Regions from separate parts of the Homo sapiens genome. Here regions 1 and 2 are each linked to region 3. The links are chromatin loops, found by intact Hi-C in ENCODE. Cell type or tissue: PC-9. All regions are shown on one strand.

Evidence for each region. Peaks named below come from ENCODE experiments on the same cell type or tissue, not always from the same donor. Only the 100,000 strongest peaks of a DNase experiment are listed, where the experiment ranks them.
Region 1: it touches region 3 in a loop (7-fold over the local background); 5 of 110 quality-filtered maps call a loop at or near these places.
Region 2: it touches region 3 in a loop (5-fold over the local background); 4 of 110 quality-filtered maps call a loop at or near these places.

What each region holds. Positions count from the first base shown.
Region 1 is chr10:3,536,652-3,541,651 of GRCh38, forward strand. The region is part of intron 1 of LOC105376360 (a long non-coding RNA gene); the gene reads left to right. Among named protein-coding and RNA genes, the nearest start is that of LINC02669, 36 kb to the left of the region's middle. In PC-9, no CTCF peak of the experiment used is centred here; no DNase peak of the experiment used is centred here; H3K27ac peaks cover 212 bases.
Region 2 is chr10:3,246,960-3,251,959 of GRCh38, forward strand. All of the region lies in intron 2 of LINC02668 (long intergenic non-protein coding RNA 2668), which reads right to left. LOC105376353 (mucin-5AC-like) reads left to right here and starts at 2,055. Exons shown (of 3, transcript NR_164119.1): 1 at 2,055-2,182; 2 at 2,372-2,601; 3 at 4,684-5,000. RefSeq lists an enhancer at 1,781-2,980. In PC-9, no CTCF peak of the experiment used is centred here; DNase peaks (open chromatin) are centred at 2,132 and 2,562; H3K4me3 peaks cover 346 bases; H3K27ac peaks cover 2,239 bases.
Region 3 is chr10:3,621,591-3,626,590 of GRCh38, forward strand. The region is part of intron 1 of LOC105376360 (a long non-coding RNA gene); the gene reads left to right. Among named protein-coding and RNA genes, the nearest start is that of LINC02669, 120 kb to the left of the region's middle. In PC-9, no CTCF peak of the experiment used is centred here; DNase peaks (open chromatin) are centred at 1,851, 2,371, 2,981 and 4,611; H3K4me3 peaks cover 3,114 bases; H3K27ac peaks cover 4,219 bases.

The sequences.
Region 1 (5,000 bases), 85 kb before region 3:
ACAAGCAGGGTCTAGTTCCAAATGCCTTTTGCGTGTTGCTTATAATCCTCATAGCAGCCCTGGCAGTAAGGACCTATTATTGTCCCGATGTTACCAATGAGAAAGTGAATGCAATTAAGTCACTTACTTATGAGTAGCAGAGCTGGGATTTGAATCCAGAGAGTCTGGAACACACATCTCACCACTACAATCCTTACACTTTTCCATATGTAGGGCTTCCCTATTTCCTGATATATCAAAAGCTCTTGGAGACAATGGATAAATGGTAGGGTGAAGACTTGATTCACAGCACATAACGTGGAAGGTTGAAAGTAGATCCTCATAACCATCTGTTTGGATAATACAGAATTTCTTCTTTCTTCAAGACCCTCCAGAGATAGCTGTAAGGATAAATGAAATGACTTCTGTTGAAAACGCAAAACTCCTTTGAACCAAAAACCTTTCCATAAAGAAAATAAAATATAAAACCTGTATAGTCCCCTAACAATGAAGCCATAACAACAAAAAACAAGAGCAGTATTTCGAGTCTGAAATGCCTACCCTTAATCTGCCTGTAGTTGCCGGTGTATAATTTAATGTGCTTTTTGGAGTTACTACCAAGATAATTTCAAATTTACACTTTGAAAGTTCGAAACTGAATTATCTTGGCTTAAAAATAGTCCACTCTTAGTCAAAAAGAGAAGCAGCACATTTGTGTCAGTTATCTATTTAGGGACAAAATAGAGTTCGAAAAAAGAAATTAAGATACTATGAAAAATTCTGCTTTTGTGTAAGTTCAGTACAATATTTTGAACTTTATGTTTTTCTAAGACCAAATTATTTAACTTGAGCCTCAATTTTGGGATTGACGCCTCTTAGGCATTTCCATAATTTAATTCCCTGTGCTGTCTAGGTCCATTATTTTAATTTCTGATCTTATGCCTATTCAAATTACTTTTCTTCACAATATTTTATCTATATTTTAATACCTCATTAAAATTTGACCTCTGCAGGAAGCCCTTTCCTGCATTTCTACTGTATTTGCATGACATCATTTAAAAGAGATCTGGTCCTCCTGACTTCAGCCTTGGAATGTTGTAAAGGAAGCATCGTTCCAAAGCTCTGGTATCCTCCCAGTGCCTGGCACCATGCTGGGCACGAAACGGACCAGATGCTTATTTGGTTTCCATTAACAGCAGACACCTGCCCCTGCCATTGACTGAATTACCTATTTCCACATGCTCCACACTAGGACAGGTGGCCTCCCATCACAGTTCCCATCCTTCACCATTTGACCTCAGGGCGCCTTAAATTCTGTTTCTATACATTCCCTCTATAGCTAATTGAGGCCTTCCTAAACGCCAGCCACCATTTAGCCCTTTACGTATATGGTTGGCTCATAAATACCCCTGAGAGGTAGGATGGTTCCCACCCCATGACAGATGAGGAAACTGAGGCACAGGTGAGGCTGCCAGTTTCCCCAACCACTCAGCTGGGGTGTGGCAGGGCAGATGACAGAACCAGGGACCACAAACCCTAAAGGGCGGCAGCGGCAGCAGCAGCAGCAGCAGCCTCTGCACGGGCACGGGTGGCGTTGGTTTTGTGTGTCTGCTGTTTGTTAGGGGTCCAGCCTGTCTGTTGCTGCTGTCTGTGTGTCTGTGTGTCTCATGCGATGCATCATTCATTGCATGGGGACCCTGTTTTGAGGCCTATCCGAAGTTTCATCCTGTTCCTAAGCTGCTCTAACCCGACTTCAGAGCTGTCTGCATCTCAATCCCATGATCTCACTCCAGAGGCAAAAACAAACCCTGTGAAGTGGGCAGACATTGCCCGTAACTGCAAAGTGTAACAATGTTGTTGTCATCATTATCCAATAACGCCAGAGCAAAGACATTGTTTTTCACTTTTATTATTATACATCAAAGATATGGTATTTTCCATGTATGTTCATTTAGTCCTTAAGTAAATATTTGTCGATTACATCATTGGATCTTCACAGAAGTGGCTCCTGACTAAACAACACTGTATTGTAAGAGAAATGGCATCATTTTTTAGCATATTTTCTCTTTAGAAAAGAAGACAGAGATTTGAATTTGGGCGACACACATAATAAAATGGATGTTTTCTTTTTAACAACCAAATCATACTCGAATTACAAAACCCTCCAGGCATTATCAGTTAATGCAAACACAGGAGGAAGATTTCTGCTCTCCGATTACATAAAACGTCTCCCCATTCCCAAGATCCTGGAGCCTCTCTCCCAGCGTCAGCTGTGGACCGCGGGTTTTGCAGAACGGGAATTCAGGCACTGTGATCTCAGCCAGTGAGGAGGTCAGATCAGGGCCCCAGGTTTGCCTGGTGGACCTTCCGAGTGGAAAGCAGCCAATGATTTGTTACCATGCAGGACAGCCGCCTCCGGGAACCCGTGTGTGGCCCGGGTGCCACGCAGCCTCGCGACCCCTGCCTCTCTTCACTGGCTTGTTCTCTGCCTCAGTCAGAGCCAATGACTTAGTGGCATCACAATTTTCTCAAACTTGCCAGAACTTTCTGGAATGTACTTAAAGAAAGCCATGACTCTGCCTCTTGTTAGCTGACATTCATTAGAGGCTTTGTGTCAGAGCTGGAAGCCATGAGTCACACTTGCTGATACAAGGGGAGATCTCAGCAGGAGGAACGGGCCTCGTGGTGCCCGTGCGCTTCCTGGAATTGTGCTGTAAGTGAAATGAGATGCTGGTGCCTGGGAGACCAGAGCTCAGCCCACATGGACTCCTCTGACACTTCGTCTACACTTAGAAACCTCCAAGCAGGCACAGGCCAGGCGCAGGTCACTTTCTTCAGCCCCATCTCCCCAGGCAGCCCCAGAGGCGGCGGCAGTGGGCTCCCAACTTCATGAATCCGCTGGAGCACGGAGATGTGGCGTGAAAACATGTCACACTCCTGGAGACGTGCATGAAGCCTCCTGGTGGCCTCAGAGTGTCTGGGGCCACCGGTCCTTTGAGATTTTAAGGAAAACAGTGTGTTTTCTGCTGTCTCCCCCTGACACAGCACTCTGAAAATCAAGCCGGAGCACCTGCAGAACCTCAGCACTGTCCAGAGCATCGTTGTGAGGGTCGGTTGCTGACCCAGGGCACGTCAGCCCCTGGAGGCCGAGTTACACTAACCTAGCCTCTGTTCCCTACATTCCTTGGTGTGGACTCTGGAATGGACCATGGAGAGAGAGGACATGAGAGCTGGAACTTTAATGCCCATTCCTTCGGCTCTGGATGTGGGAAATACAGGTCATGCCGAGATAACACACTTTTCACCACAGGGGCGTTCACAGGAAGGCCACACGCTTCATGTCAAGGGTTAGACCAGAGGCTCAGGGCTGTGTATTCACAGTAACGGCCAAGGAGGAAGGGATGGAGTTGATGCAACTGGAAACCCCCTTAGCAGTTGACATTAGACCCTGTCTTGCAGAGGTGCTGAGGGACGAGCTGCCTTTGAAGCCTGGCGCACGCATCTCCCAAGGCTGCGGCAACCAAGCACTGTGGATCAGGCGGCCTCAACAGTGGGAATGCAGGTTCTCACACTCCCTGGGGCTGGATGTCCTGAACAAGGTGTTGGTTCCTCTTGAGGTCTCTCTTCTTGTCTGGTAGACGCCATCTTCTCCCAGCGTCCTCACACCATCGCCCTCTGTGTCCCAATCTCCTCTTCTTACAAAGACACCGTCAGATTGGACGAGACCGCATGCTAATGACCCTGTTTTAACTCAGTTAACTCTGGAAAGACCTCATCACCACAGTTCTCACCTTCCCAGGAGGTTCAGACTTCAACACCTGAAAACTAAGGACACAACTTACTCCTTAACAGTGTGTGTGTGCCTGCATGTTCTTAAATCTTCAAAAAACTATGCAGTTGAAGAATTTGGGAAAATGCTTCTAGGCCATACATGGTCCTGTACTGTCATTTAAACAGTCCCCCCACTCTCCCCCACACACACAGGGCCCTCGTCTCTGAGGGTCTTCTCCACAGACACCTCCCACATCCACAAAATGAGATGCCCAAGCTAGAGGGTCCCCTGGCACCCTTTAGAGAAGGACAGAAATAAGACGGAGGAAGAGGAGGGCTGTGGATAGGCCTGAGTCACTTCATCACAGATACCTCTTTAGAAAACCCTATGGATTGACTTCTTGGTGTAAATGATAAATGGCCTTTGAGAAAAGTTGGAAAATATGGATAAAATATAATAGAGGAAACAAAAATACATGTGTTAGGTAAACTTAGCCGTAACAACTGTTCAGTTATCTGGGGGTGGGAAGTACCCCCAGCCCTTGTTGCTGTGGGAATGTGAGTAGCTGTTCCCTGTGCTTGAAAAGTCAATATGCAATTATATCTACATGGGGGTGAACAGGCTGCCCACACAGTGTTAGAGCTTGCCTTTTTTTCACCTAGCCTTCCACATAATTGAAAATAATTCAGAACTTTAATTTTTAGTGACTACATAATATTTTATCTTAACAATATGCCAAAACTATTTAATCATTCTCTTGGTGTTGACTATTTCTGATATTAACAGTTCCGTGTGGCTAGAACAAACATTATTGCCCATAAATCTTCATAGGTAGTCATATTATTTATTAGGATATATTCCTAGAAATGGAGTTACCCGATGAAGGGGCATGGATAATTTCAGATCTATTGTTACAAATCAGAACATCACTTTTTGGAAATTCTTAGACTTTACCAGGAGTGAATGAGATTGTTCATCTACCAAAAATTCTAGCAGCAATGGGGAGTTTTATTAAACACACAAACAAAAACCACACACACACACACACACACACACACACACACACACAGAAAGAAAGAAAAAAGGGTTGCACCCTTTATTAGGCAAAAAGAAAAAAAAATGATATCTCAATGTTGTAAGAATTTGAGTTTCTTTTCCTTACTGGTGAGGTTGAGGAATTTTTTATTCATTTCTCATTTTCTGTGTTTAAGCACTGGGCTGTCTTTCCGTTGGAAGCGGTTTGCCAATA
Region 2 (5,000 bases), 370 kb before region 3:
TCATAGAAGATGCAAAACATAGCAAATTGTTTTTCTTTTGACTCTTGATCAAAAGGGGGAGCACAGCAGTCAAGAGTTTAGAAAAGTACTCTCATGTTCACACCTGTGTCCTACAGAGTTCTGCGATTTGGCAGGCAGGCTGTGTGAGTGGGCCCCTCTCCTCACTGAAAGACATTCTTGGTCCTCAAAGGTGAGGTCCATGGCTCCAGCCCTGCCTCGCCTCCCCTGGCCTCTATGTCGACTTTCCATTACGGATGGAGAACCGCTTCTGGAGTCAGAGTCTTCGCAGGCAGTAAGGCTCGTGAGAGCCTCAGTGCAAGACGAACCATCTCCATGCGCTGATGTGGTTTTTCTGAAGTAAAATAAGGACTAATTTCCAAACTTCATGCAAACAAGGCAAAGATTTGTCGATGACGGTGGCAGTGAAACTGCGGGATTGTCAACATCAGATAGGGTGGACATGGGGGCCGGGAAAAGCCACGCAGACACTAGCTGTCTCAGGACCCATGTTGTCTGGATTTTAAAGGCCTATTTTTCAGCCTTGCTTGGTTTGAAACAGTTCATTTCTACCTTGAGCCTTTCCAGGGAGTCTAGCGACCAACTGACAACCTCAATAAAGATCCATTCCTGGGTCAGTAGCAATTCAATGATGGGTTGAGCTTCTGAAGTTACCAAAGCTTTCATTTCCTGTCCCTTCCCCACATGAACTAAGTATTCCTGGTCCAGTCAAGATTACACCAGACCGTCATGTCAGGGGCCCAGGACCTTCTTGCTGGTTAATAGGCTACAGTAGCTGCAGCGTCATTCTCTTAGCAGGGTTTTTCAAATTTTGGATTAGGACCCATTTGGCTCATGAAATTAATGTACTGAGCCTCTACAAGCAAGCACTGAGGAAGAAGAAAAGAAGGAAGGAACTGGAAAAAAAAATATTTCAATGCAATGCACATAATGATGCATGGTCTCCTAAACTTTTCCGTGTGTGTGTACGGGCTCGATCATGGTGTAAAAATCTATTAAAAGGCTATCATAGCCACTACTGTACTGCAATATATTCCAAGCAACATAGACAGAGGCTCCCACATCTGGATTTTTTTTTCCTGTAAAAATAAGAAGAGGCCGGGTGTGGTGGCTCACACCTGTAATCACAGTACTTTGGGAGGCTGAGGTGGGTGGATCGCCTGAGCTCAGTAGTTCCAGACCACCCAGGGTAACATGATGAAATCCCGTCTCTACTAAAAATACAAAACAATGAACTGGGTGTGGTGGCATGCACCTGTAGTCTCAGCTACTTGGGAGGCTGAGGCAGGAAAGTCGCTTGAGCCCCAGAGGTGAAAGTTGCAGTGAGCCAAGATCGCACCACTGCACTGCAGCTTGGGCTACAGAGTGAGACTCCAACTGGAAAAAAAAAAAAAAAAGAAGAAGAAGAAGAAATTGAGTCACAGATTTTGTAAAAAAAAAAAATTAAAAATATTTATTAAGATTTATATTTATTTGAATCACCTTTTAAAATGTCAAGTGGGAAAATGAGATTTTTTTCCATCAAATACATTCCTTCCTTCCTCCCATTCCTCCCTCTCTCCCTCCCATTCTTTCTTCCTTCCTTTTCTGTATTTTAAAAAATATTTTTAATATAAGTAGTGTTTTTAGTAGTAAAACAGAGCCAACATTTGTATCCGTCCAGTAAGCATTTTCCTAGCAGGAAACATACAGGCCTGTGCTGTTTCCATTCTTAAAAAGATGGAATGAATAATACAGAGGCTAGAAGGAAGTCAGGCACGGGAGAAAGTGAATATTAGATTCAATTTCCTCTATTAGGTTTCATGCCTCTGAGCTGCTGCGTTGGTGAATGAAGACCTCTAAGCTTTTTACTGCTTTCCCTTTATGAGGTTAAATTGTATTTTTTCAGTATTTCACCCCAATCATGTGCTGTAAATCTATTCTTACTTTAAGAAAGAACTCATTCCACAATATATTTGCTTGACACAAGCCTGGGATTAGGGCAGTTTGCAAAGATTTGTTCTCCCTGATTTTTTTTTTTTTCCCTGTGAGTAAGTAACAATCTGGAGAGTAGTTAATGGAGTCGGTGACTCAGCTCACTTTGCTGTGGTTTCTGCTCTGTCATCAGCATGGATGTCTGGTCATTTTCGTAGAAACCAAGGAGAGTCCTGGAAGAAATGATGAGGTAGGTGTGGTCCTCCATCTCCGAGATGCTCCAGCCCAAATTTCAGTTTAAGATTATTGTGCTTTCACAGTTGCTCAGATAAAACAGTTTTCACTTCCCACAGACTCAGTGTTTAAAAATTAAGCTTCAGCAAGAGGAATGTTTTCTTACACAATTCTCTAATTCAACTTGTTTTCTCTCTCTGTATAGAAAAACCCTGGAGCAAAATACTTTACCAAAAAAGGACAAAATAAGGCTTGTGACTGCAATTTAAAAATTGTTAAAGGACACCGTTTCATAGGGAATAAATGAGAAGTGGGTAATGACTGTTTATTTGAATGATTCAATGCAAATTCCCTGGAACAGTAAATCTGGCCCAGTTTGTTTAAAGTAGAACATGTTTGACCTGAAACTTCTCGGAAATACAAATATTTTGTAAGGTGAGATCTGATTTAATAGATTTCTCTTTCATTACTTTTATTCATATAAAAACCAGAGAGTATTGTGACATTCAAAAATCAAGTAATTTGATATTAAAACCACAGCAATATAAATGACAAAAACAAGCCGTTCTGAGAGGCAAAGCAGCACTTGGTTTCCTAAGCCTGTAAAACTACTTGCGTTCGCTGGCTAGATTGAATTTTCTAAAACTACACAGTGATGTTTAGTTACTAGTTAAATGGTTTTTATAGAAATCTAGTTAGAAAGTGCAATTGAGTTGTGTCTCTTCATTGCTATTTTCAGTTAAGAGCTTCTTCCAAGGGCCAGTCTGCACCAGGTGTAAGTATTGGAGCTAGTAGGGTGATCGATAGCAATTGAATGATTAGTTGAGCCTCTGAAGTTACTCAAGCAACTATTTTAACGTTACAGATTTAAGAACATTTCTTGCTGCAAACGTTTGATCACAGGAGTCCATAGCTGAATAGGTGTGAGGCTAGGAGTCTTTTGGATATAGTAACCTTACTGTCAAACATGTTTTGCTATATATATAGTTACACATGGAACATAGCCATGTATAAAATGAATATTTGGTCCTCACAGTGAAGAGGAAAGTGCAGTCATGCTTTGTGACTTAGACACCTTATTGTCATCATCATCATTTTTGCAAAGGGCTTTTATCCCACCTTTGGCTGGAGCCTGGTGTGCCCCCCAGGGTGATGGGCTTGTCCACAAATCTCTGGTCTTACTCATTTTCCTCTCGTGGCTAAAGGCTCAAACATCACACACGGAGGCAACAGACACAAGGAAGACAGTATCGACCAGCATTTGTGAACATATGTGTCTAAGAAATAATAATCACAGAGCTTCGTGTTAAGTCCATACTTTCCGCAGAGCTGCAAAATTTACTAAGTGTTTTTGCCTTATTTGATTCTCACAAAAATCCTATGAGAAGAGCAGGCAGACACCCCCGTTTATAAATGAGGAAATGAGCTGGACACAGTGGCTCACTCCTGTGATCCCAGCACTTTGGGAGGCCGAGGCAGGTGGATCACCTGAGGTCAGGAGTTTGAGACCAGCCTGGCCAACATGGCAAAACCCTATCTCTACTAAAAATACAAAAGTTAGCTGGACGTGGTGGCACGTGCCTGTAGTTCCAGCTACTTGGGAGGCTGAGGCAGGAGAATCAGTTGAACCCAGGAGGCGGAGATTGCAGTGAGCCGAGATTGTGCTACTGCACTCCAGCCTGGGTGACGAGAGCGAAAACTCCGTCTCAAAAAACAAATAATAATAATAATAATAAATGAGGAAACAGTTGCTCAGCACTGTTGGGGCATGGCCAAGAGCACACAGAGATGGAGCTGGGCTTGTTTGGAGGTTTCTGGTGATAAGTCCCAGCTCTTGTACCACCCCATCCCTACAGGACTCCCAGGTTTTCTGAACGGTATAAATGATCTCACAGTCAGGAAGCAGGACACCATAGCTCACCTGAGCAACCGGAGGGCAGGCAAGCAGTTAGCCAGTTTGCTGTCACTCTCTTAGCCCTCTGGTTCTGGCCTTTGTGAGTGAATGTGAATAGGAAGAACATGAAAGGAAAATAATCCTAATATCCCATAGTAGTTCCCCATCCAAGCACCCTTTCTCTTCAAACCTCCTAAAGCTTCGACAACCACCTGGTGCTCATGATCTCCTCTCTCATCTCCTCAGAAGACACGGTTCTTGGGTCTTCTCTCTCTTATTCTTCAGAATGAGTCTTCCCTCCAGAAACTCCTCTGAGATTTGGCTGTGGTCTCCCACGCCCTGTCAGGCAGCGACTGCAGGCTTCTGTGGTTCTCGTTTCCAAACCTCAAACCATGAGAGACATGGAGGCTCTTCGAAATGATGGTGACACTGCTCTCCTGGGGAGGGCTGGACATGGATCGTCCTTTCCCAGCTCCGCTTAATCTGAAGCAGGAGGATCTGGCTGAGAGCTGGGATGAACTTCAATCTGGTTCTGCCGGATACAAAATCGACTGAGAAATGATGCCACCAACCAAAATGGTTTCTGAAGTTTGGGAATGTAAACATTTTTTTCCTTCTTTTAGAGATTTTCAGATAATGGAGTCTGGTCCCTCTGTCCATGGGCCATCAGCACCTGCAGTTCACACCACACTTTCCAGGGAAGAAGGCATCTACAGCACACCACCCACTGCAGGAACAGTGCAGATTCCCACATCTACAGCACAGCACCCACTGCAGGAACAGCACAGTTTCCCACATCTACAGTGCAGCACCCACTGCAGGAAGAGCGCAGATTCCCACATCTACAGTGCAGCACCCACTGCAGGAACAGCGCAGATTCCCACATCTACAGCTCAGCACCCACTGCAGGAAGAGCGCAGATTCCCACATCTACAGAACA
Region 3 (5,000 bases):
AGAAATCACCACTAAAGAACTTATTCATGTAACCAAACACCACCTGTTTCCCAAAAACCTATTGAAAAAAAGTTATTTCCCACGAATATCTGTGCAATTTAAAACATATACATAAAAGTATATTAATATTCCTCACACTCACACCTTTTGAGACCACTAGAAAGATTTAGGGGAAAAAAAAAGGAAATTCAGACAAAAGTAGTTTTTCAAGCTGAGTCCTCAAAGCAACAAGTAGTAGCATCGTCTGATCACTTAGCAATAAGTTCCTGTAGCTCCTTTTGCACCAGGTAGTCAAGTAGGGACAACTGGTACTGCCAGGGACCAGGCTACATTTGGGGAGCTGACAAGAGCAGCATCAGAGTAGGCTTTAGTGAGGAAGCTCATTGGGTTCATGGCATGCAGCCCATGAAAGGGATGAAGCAAGAGGACCCCCTGGTCAGGGCAGGGCATCCATCACGTTGGGAAGAGCAGCCAGTGCAGGGTCAGGCTGGTGAACGGAGGGGACGGGCCAAACGTGAATCTCAAAGCAGAAGCAAATACAGGCAGGTGCAAACCCAAGCGCTGTGCTCGGCCTCCTCAATGTGGATTGCAAAACAACAGTATTTACTGGGGCTTGCTATAGACAAGACACTCTGCTAGGGGAAGGGGATACGTAGAGGCAACAAGACAAAATGCCTACCTTACAGAGAGGGTATGGACTAATTGATATGCTGCATAATGACCATTCATCAATGAAGGACCGCATATTCTATGGTAGTCCCATAAGATTCTAATACCATATTTTTACTGTATCTTTTACGTGTTTAGTATGTTTAGATACACCAATACCATTGTGTTCCAATTGCCTACAGTATTCAGCACAGTCATATGCCATCCAGGTTTGCAGCCTAGGGGCACAGGCTACATCATACAGCCTAGGCGTATAGTAGGCTATGCCATCTACATGTGTGTAAGGACACTCTATGATGTTCACACAATGACAAAATCACCTAATAGCACATTTCCCAGAACATGTCCCCAACATTAAGCAATGAATGACTGTAGCTGAAAAGGGTAATTTAACAACGGAAAGCAGTGGGTGGCAGTCAAGAGTTCTAAGAAGTCCAAGGTGAAAGTGCTCTGTGAATAGATTGCTGGTCTCCTATTTTGCTTTTTGAGCCCATCTGTGCTGTGCTTTTGGAAAAATGTTGTCAGTCCTAACCTCCAACACTCTCAGTGCATTTGGAGCAATACACTTCTGGTGAACAGAGAAAATACCATATTCTGCAAGTGAGATTTTTTGTCTCCATTCTGTGGTTATTCTTTATCCAACAAAATGAAGTTTTAGAATTTAAGTTAATGAACATTTATTGTGGACCTAGCTTACAGAGTAAAGGGACAGATGAGTAAAAGAGTCTTTGCCCTCAAGAGTTATGAAACCTGAATCACAAGAGAAGTATAAAAAGGGACTACCAGAGAGTTCAGATGAAATGAGGTGCATAATGAATGTGCCTTCAGTGGGGCACAGATGGAGTTATGTGGGAGGGCATGGGGAAACTCTTAATGCAGGAGTTGGCCTTCAGATGATCCTTCAAGTGGGATGGTCATTAGAAGGAGAAGAGATCCCCAAGGATGAGCAATGCCAGTATCTGAGGCCAGATGGCCCGGAAAGGCTGGTGCTAGGGGGAGCAGCAGTCACTCTGTTTGTCAGAGCCCAGGAGCTCTTGTACAGAGGCAATGGCTGCACCAGCTGGTGGAACTACATTGCAGGAAACCTCCAAAGCCACACAGGGTTCATCTGCTTTTCAAAAGGCAAAAAAGGACTGGTGGGAAGTTTCTGAGCCAGAAGGAGACAATATCAGTTATATCTAAACCAAAATATTTTTAACTTGGTGCAAGGTTTCTAGATAAATCAGGGAACTGGATAATGAGTCAGAAAGAGTGCCAGGAGGATGTCAGCATCGCAGAGGTGCTCCCTGCTAACATCACATCCTGCACTCAATTTTTTTTTTCTTTAAATCACTGCTCGGGTTGTGTGGCATGTAATGAGAATGGTAAAATGCTTTGTTCTTATTACTGTAATTTCAATAACAAATATGGAAAGAAACAACGAAATGGCCTACACAATAAAAATAATTGTTAACCCATTTTACTAGCTCTGTGGCTAAATTATATTTTTATAAATTACAGTTCCAGTGGAGGCAAATGTGCTCGCAAGTTCCTTGTTAACAAGGTCACCAGTATAATTTGAATATTTTCCACAGCTGTTGCTCTCACACCTAAAGAGGGAAACAGCTCCAGCTATGTAGGGCAAGTGAACGAGAATGCTAATGAGTCTAACAGATTGGTTCAAAATAGAAGCATAAACCTTCAATTCATGAGGACACAACCGTTACGAAACCAAAGCCGAGGAGCTGGTCTGTGTTGAGGAATTCAACACTGCAACATCGTTCGAATATTTGACATAGTTCTTGACCCAGGCTTGGCAAAATTTGTCCACTATAAATAGAGGAAGGAGGGAAAAGTTTATGAGAGACCATATAATTCCATAAACATGAATTTCACTCTTAGAAGAATCCATAAAGAATACTTTGAAAACATGCTTTGTGAACGCTCTTTCACTGAATTACTGTGTAAAGCGTTTTGGCAGCAGTATCATGTTCTATACAGCAGAGCTAAAATTGCAAATTCACAATGATACAAGTGATATTAGGTAATTAAGACAATAAAGATTTATTTGATGATAAGAATCAATGGCTTGATTTACCAAATCAATTGGTTTACTATTTTGTTTGTTTAAGTGGAGATGAAGTAAACTTCCATCACAGTCCTTAATGATAAATCTTTATTGTTGCTGCTCTTTTCCATTCTATCTGCGTTGAGAAACTAGTTTTTGGAACTCGCTGTAAGAGCTGTAGAATGGGAACAGGCTGAACCACTGAGTAAGAGGGAAACAGGTTTTGCACAAGACGACGTGCAAGTGGAGGATCTGACGTGGTTTGAAAAGCCGTGGGGCTTTGACTAACACACTGAGGCATGGAGGAAATGCCACCAAATTCCTACCAAAGCACACTCTGAACATCGACATTATACTAAAGCGAATAATAAATAAGGGGCAAGAACTTGCAGGCACTGCCCATTTGCATTAAAGTCTGACAAATTCCTGCTCCCAAAGAATTCCTCAGGAAATGCATTGAGATGATGATTCTCAGATCAATTCCCTAGCATTCAGGGGAAAAGTTTTTTAAAATCACAAAATTAAAAAACAATGTCTTTCAATACTCCAGGCACTGATTTGAGATGTTACACTTTTTGAAGCCAGACTCGGTACTTTTTGGTATATTGGGCTCAGAGTCTCACTGGTACTAAGCTTATTTGATGCTTTGGTGTGTTGGGCACAGAGCTTTCCCTGGTATGTAGCTTATTTGTAAGTTTCTATAAATTGTTGCAAGTCAGCTGTAGGAAAAGCAGGCATCTTGAGAAGTCCTGGTAATTATTCCAGAGCACTAGGCTTACATTAAAAAATAAAAAAAAAACTTAGCCCAGAGTGTTGTGAAAAAGACCAATGGAGATTATCATTTAGCTACCTAAGAAGAGTGTAAAGAAAACAAATTATTATCCTAAAATACTAGTGATGATTTACCTAATTAATCTTTGACAGCTTGAAATGTGTCCTCAGCAAACGGTAATGTGGTAGTGTGTGCTCAAGGAACACTAGATTAATGAAGCACAGATATAAAAATTGCATCTGTTAGATTATGTAATTCTCTCTGAGTAATTTTAATTACTGGGTATTTCAGGACCTTCCAAATCTTCTTAGAACAAAAATGTCTTATTTTATTTTTAAGAAAACTTACTTTGAGTTTTCCATCACGCTAAATATTTTACTCATCGAGACCTTTTTTAAATTATAAGACTTTTTTTTTCTTTCTTTGATTTTGGCAGCATGGGAGAAGGAAGGTAAATGAACATAGAGAAGTTATCTAACAATTTGTTTTCATTTAACATTCAACAAGGGAGAGATTTGTTTCCTCTCCAGATTTTAAGAGATTTAAATAAGGTCGTTTATGTTCAGCTCAGTTAAGCTACTGATGATCATTCTGTTCTCTTGGCAGTAAAGTGTCCTCAGCCTATTATTTCTTTAGAACAATAAAATAGCCCGGGCTGCCCAAGCCATCATCCTACAATGGGTAGAACCATGCATAGATTATTAGCTTGCAACCACACTTCTGCCTCTATTGGATCATGGCAAGGGGGCCTGACAGCATAGACCTGCTTCTTGATAGAACAAAAAAAGAAGGCTAGCCCGTTCACGACAAGATCATTTACTAAGAAAATATTCAATACTCAACAATTGCAAGTCTTGGGACATTTAGAAAATAAAATAGACTTACACTCCTTGAAGTCATCCCAGGAGAATTCTTCCGGTGAAGACTAAGGTGATCATTCAGCCCCTCGCTCGTTGGGGAGAGAGAGTTAAGTCACAACTGAGATGAGAACATTGGTCCATGGCATTGTGAAATGGATATGCGCGTTAGTATAAAGGGCATCACTTAGTTCATTTCCATCTGGCCAGTGTTTATTCTGTGCTTTTTGTATAAGGCGAGAGTGCAAAGAGGTATGACCAGTCCTCTAGGAATCCCTAGCCAGTAAAAAACTTTTGTCAAAACAGAGGAGAATTCCTCTTCTAGCAATGTCCATCTAGCTGGCTTCTGACTCACCTTCCAACTCAAAACAATGAGACATACTATGTGTTAAATGTATCAATATATACACACACACAATTAAAATCTGTTTGAAACTATAGGGCTCCCAAAGTAGAAACCTCAGATTTCACAATTAAGAAAACTGAACACCAGTTAAAATTTCAGTTTCAGATAAGCAATAGGTAATTTTTAGTTCATGTATGTTCCAAATATAGCATGGGACACGTGTCAAAAGTTATTAATTGTCTCTCTGACGTTTCAGTGTAACTTAGTGTCACACATTTGCCTACAGCAAAGCAGGGAGAACCTGAGGGG